Regions from separate parts of the Homo sapiens genome. Here region 1 is linked to region 2. Evidence: read pairs that join two places in POLR2A ChIA-PET (ENCODE). Cell type or tissue: GM12878. All regions are shown on one strand. Region 1 has its middle 8.8 kb from the start of RPS6KA1. Region 2 overlaps ZDHHC18 (zDHHC palmitoyltransferase 18).

Region 1 (2,500 bases), 310 kb before region 2:
GCCCTTGATGCCAACATGGCTCCCTGCGCTGAAGTTATCACTTCGACTGTATTCGTCTCTTCTGCTCTCTCATTCATCTCATAAGTTTTCTGAAGCCTTGCTCTCTTGGTCACTGCCTTGTGTTTCCTTGAACACCGCTGTAATCTGGTCTCTTGTGACATTTCAGGCATATCTTGCTGTTGTTCAGGGTAAGCAGGCCTATGGACCCTCAGATAAACTTCGATTTTCTTGCCATTAGTACTCAAACTGAGTTGTTGGCACCAGTCCCGCAAAGTGTCCCAACACACCTTATTAATGGGAGGCAAAATGGTCGGCAAGGGAAGAGCTGGTATTTTGCATCTAGCTTTTTGTGGAGCTGTAAATTGTTAATTTGTTTGAAGTAGATGACCTTGATTGTATTTCATAGGTTTCTCCAGTTTGACATCAGAAGTTGAAGAAACACTTGGTTCTGTTTGTTCCATATTTGGGTCATCTTTAACTGGCAGCAATGTCAAAATCACACTTTCCTCATCAGCTACTTCCCCCTCAAAGAAATTCTTCTTGCTGCTATCCAAATTTGAGTCTGACATTTTCAGCAACACCCCTGTCTTGTCCATTCGGTGATACATTTTTTTTAAAATTAGGCCTGGCATGATGGCTCATGCCTGTAATCCCAGCGCTCTGGGAGGCTCAGGCAGGCAGATCACTTGAGTCCAGGAGTTCGAGATCAGCCTGGGAAACATGGTGAGACCCCAGTCTCTGGGACTACAGGCGTGCACCACCACACCTGGCTAATTTTGTATTTTTAGTAGAGACGGGTTTCACCAGGCTTGACCACTCCCTCTTTGGCTTCGTTCTCATTCATCCCCTGACCACAGTCAGGGGAGTCCCTCCAGGCTGAGGCCTCATGTCTTCGCTGCACACAAGTGCAGAACCCACTCAGTGAACCCCAGGCCCCAATCTCTGGCTCTCTCCCTTCTTTGCAGGGGGAAGAATTTGGAGGGAAGGAAGGAAGTCTGTGATTGTCACCTACCATTTATTTTCTTCTTTTTTTTTTTTTTTTTTTTTGAGACAGAGTCTCACTCTGTTGCCCAGGCTGGAGTGCAGTGGTGCAATCTCGGCTGACTGCAAGCTCCACCTCCTGGGTTCACACCATTCTCCTGCCTCAGCCTCCTGAGTAGCTGGGACTACAGGAGCCCGCCACCACGCCCGGCTAATTTTTTGTATTTTTAGTAGAGACAGGGTTTCACCGTGTTAGCCAGGATGGTCTCGATCTCCTGACCTCGTGATCTGTCTGCCTTGGCTTCCCAAAGTGCTGGGATTACAGGCGTGAGCCACCACACCCGGCTGTCACCTACCATTTCTATGGAGCACCTATCGTGTGCCAGGTGCCACACAGGTATTTTATTGCCTGATCTCACTTAATACTCATAGCCACCTCTAGTTTTCTAAGGCACAAACTGAGGCTCAGAGGGGTTAACCGAAATACTCAAAGTCACACAGCTAGGAGGTAGCCAGACCAGGATTAGAGCCCAGGTTGGTGTGGCTCCATTCACAAGTACATTTTGAGGGCCTACAATATATCAAATGTATCCAGAGAAACAGCAGTAAACAGACAAGTCCTGCCTCATGGAGCTTTGTTCTAGTGGGAGAAACAAACAGGTAAATAAACAACAGGATTGCTAGTAAAGAGCATGCCATGAAAAATAAAAAGATAACGTAGGTTATATAGCTGATGGAGAGCTTTTTTTTTCTTTTTCTTCAGACAGTCTCGCTCTGTCACCCAGGCTGGAGTGCAATGTCGCAATCTTGGCTCATTGCAACCTCCGCCTCCTGGGTTCAAGTGATTCTCCTACCTCTGCCTCCCAGGAAGCTGGGATAACAGGCATGCGCGCCACCATGCCTGGCTGATTTTTGTAGTTTTAGTAGAGACAGGGATTCACCATGTTGGCCAGGCTGGTCTCAAACTCCTGATCTCAAGTGATCCGCCCGCCTCAGGCTCCCAAAGTGCTGGGATTATAGGCGTGAGCCACCGCGCCCGGCCAAGGGGAACTATTTTAGGTAAGATAAGAAAAGGAAAGTCCTCTCCGGGAGGTGACATTTGAGCAGAGGTGTGAATGAAGTAAGAGAGTGAACCCTGAGAAATGGAGAAAGAATGTTCCAGGTGGAGGGCATAGCAGGAGCAGAGCCTGACAGGAGCATACCAGGCATGTCCAGTGATCCGCAAAGATACCCGGTGGCAGGAGAGCGGCGAACGAGGGACAGAGTGGTAGGAGAGAGTGCCCGACGGAGTGGGCCGGGGCCTGGGGGGTTCACAGACTTGGCCAAGACTTTGGATTTGTTTGAAGTGTGATGGGGGAGGCGCAGGAGGATTTCAAGCAGAAGGATGACACCATTCCCATTCCTCAGATGAGGGATGAGACAGACAAGAGACTCTGCCCCCTCCATCACTCCATCACTGCTCCATCACTGTCACCCACTGTGTGCACACTGAGCTCTCCTGGACCCCTTTCTGAACTTA
Region 2 (2,500 bases):
AGCTGTGGGCCTGGGAGAGCTGTTAGCCTCTGGCAAATCAGGAGGCTAGGACTTGGTGGTTCCTGCAGGCTCTACAAGTCTTAGATTTCAAGTCTTCTCTGTCCCCCCACACAAGTCTGATTGCATATGAACTGGATTCATTGCCATGTGGGTGACACTGAGCGCCCACTGGTTCTGTTTGAGGGTCAGACCCAGAAACCATTGAGATGTATGGAGCAGAGTGTGACCCACTGGGAGCCCTTGGCCTTGGCAGTCTGCTCCTCAGGGGAAGGGCTTCTCTGAAGGCCAGAGCATCTGATGACGGAGACTTCAGAAGCAGCATGCAGGTGCCCACAGGTGTGTGCCTACTGTGCCACTCCTGGAAGCTTGGTTGATCTCAGGCCTCCCAGGGCCCCGTCATCTCCTTACCTGATCAGGTGCTACTCTGGCTATGGGGTGATGGTTAAAAGTATGAACCTCAAAGTCAGACCTGGCTTGGGTCCCACTTTAGCACTCCTGAGCCATGTGACCTTGGGCAGATTACTTAAACTCTCTGAGCTCTAGTTTCTTCATCTGTAAAGTGGGGAGCATAACTTCACAGGGTCCCAGTGAGGATTTGATGAGAAAGTACACAGGAACTGCTTAGCCTGGTACCTGGCCCATCCAGGTACAGTAGTACAGTAACTATCTGTAGATAGTACAGTAACTATCTACATAGTACAGTAACTATCTGTACATAGCACAGTAACTATCTGTACTTTGGATGTTGCTAACAGTAGTTTATTAATTAGGGCAGTGTCTGGCACATAGTAAGCCTTCAAAAGATGGTAGCTATTTTTCTGTCCCCTGGCAGCAGTTATTTACCGGGTACGTCCTTGGTGCCAGGTGCTGTGCAGTGTGCTGGAAATATAAAGCTGAACAAGAGAACATAGTCTATACCCACAGAGGAGCTTATGTTTTTTTATGTTTGTTTGTTGTTGTTGTTGTTGTTGTTGTTGTTGAGATAGAGTTTTGCTCTTGTTGCCTAGGCTGGAGTGCAATGGCACGATCTCGGCTCACTGCAACCTCTGCCTCCCGGGTTCAAGTGATTCTCCTGTCTCAGCCTCCTGAGTAGCTGGGATTACAGGCACATGCTACCACACCCTGCTAATTTTTCTGTTTTTATTAGAGATGGGGTTTCATCTTATTGGTCAGGCTGGTCTCGAACTCCTGACCTCAGGTATCCGCCCACCTCAGCCTCCCAAAGTGCTGGGATTGCAGGCGTGAGCCACTGCGCCTGGCCAAGCTTATGTTTTAGTGAGAGAAAAATAGCCATCACATAGACAAGTAGCTGAAATCTATACTAAATGTTATACAGGAAAGAAAGAGCATTGAAGTTCACTGTGTACAGAGTTGTCAAGGTAGGTCCTTCTGAGGAGGGAAGAGGAATCTGAGAAAAGGAACAGCAAGTGCAAAGGCCCTGAGGTAGGAGAGAGCCAGGCTTGTTATAGGAACTGTCATGGGCTATTGTGATGGGAGGAGCAGGAGCAAGACGAGAGTTTTGTAGAATGAGGCTGAAGTCCTCAGTAGGGCCCAGATCATGCCTGGCCTAGAAGGCCATGGTAGGGAGTTTGGATTGTATTCAAACTATATGGAAAGCAATTGGGAGGTTTTAAGCAGGGAAATGACATGATCTGATTGACATTTCCAAAAGTGGCTCTGGCTTCTGGGTGGACAGTGAGGTGACAACAGAGAGGATTGGCCATAGAGAGAGAGCCCTGATAGCTTCACTATCATGAAGCCATTCTCCCACCAGTGTCCAGAACTTCTAGAATGTTCTAGCCCTAAGATGGAGGAGGGAGCTTGAAGAGGGCTGTGGTAGGCAGCCTCCCTGGGGGACAGAGGCATGACCATTCAGCAGGCACAGGCTATTCTCTGAGGCAGCCAGGGTCAGGGGGTCTGAAAGCACTGCCTTGGGGATACCTGCCTACCTTGGGTCACAGTGACAGTGGCTGGACCATGCAGTTCCCCCAGCCCTCTACTCATTCTTCAGGTTGGAGCTTAGGATTGTCTCCTTCAGGTTGCCTTTCCTGACTGTGCTACTGCGTTCCCCTCCCCCACTAGAGCACACATCACCCTGTGTGGCAATTCCCTGTTTACATGTCTTGTTTTCCCCACTAGACCATAAGCCACAAGGGGGAGGGACTCTTGTCTTATCCGTCGTCATTATTCCTGCTGCTTATTGAAGGTGTTGCCTGCCACAGAGAAGACCTCAGTAAATATTTGTGGACTGAGTGAGTGAATGAATGAGTGAATGAACACTGCAGGATGGTTTGTCTCAGGTGACAGTCCACTAGTGTCTGCCTGAAGCTCTGTGTGTAGAGGGATTCTCTGGATGCAGAGGTTAGGAGTGCTGGGATCTATTGGACACATCTGCCATGTGCTCTGGAGGAAAGTATATCACAAGGATCAATTAGTGATGTCTGTTCCCGGTACTTATTGGGGAGTGGCTGCACTCATCAAGGAGCTGTGCCTCTGCCTC

What was found. ChIA-PET counts read pairs that join two places held together with the same protein. Peaks named below come from ENCODE experiments on the same cell type or tissue, not always from the same donor. Only the 100,000 strongest peaks of a DNase experiment are listed, where the experiment ranks them.
Region 1: POLR2A ChIA-PET joins it to region 2 with 5 read pairs; 4 of 35 experiments call an interaction of 5 or more read pairs at or near these places.

What each region holds. Positions count from the first base shown.
Region 1 is chr1:26,519,682-26,522,181 of GRCh38, forward strand. It overlaps the pseudogene DPPA2P2. Among named protein-coding and RNA genes, the nearest start is that of RPS6KA1, 8.8 kb to the right of the region's middle. In GM12878, no CTCF peak of the experiment used is centred here; no DNase peak of the experiment used is centred here.
Region 2 is chr1:26,829,821-26,832,320 of GRCh38, forward strand. All of the region lies in intron 1 of ZDHHC18 (zDHHC palmitoyltransferase 18), which reads left to right. Among named protein-coding and RNA genes, the nearest start is that of ZDHHC18, 4.4 kb to the left of the region's middle. In GM12878, no CTCF peak of the experiment used is centred here; no DNase peak of the experiment used is centred here; H3K4me3 peaks cover 2,264 bases; H3K27ac peaks cover 1,645 bases.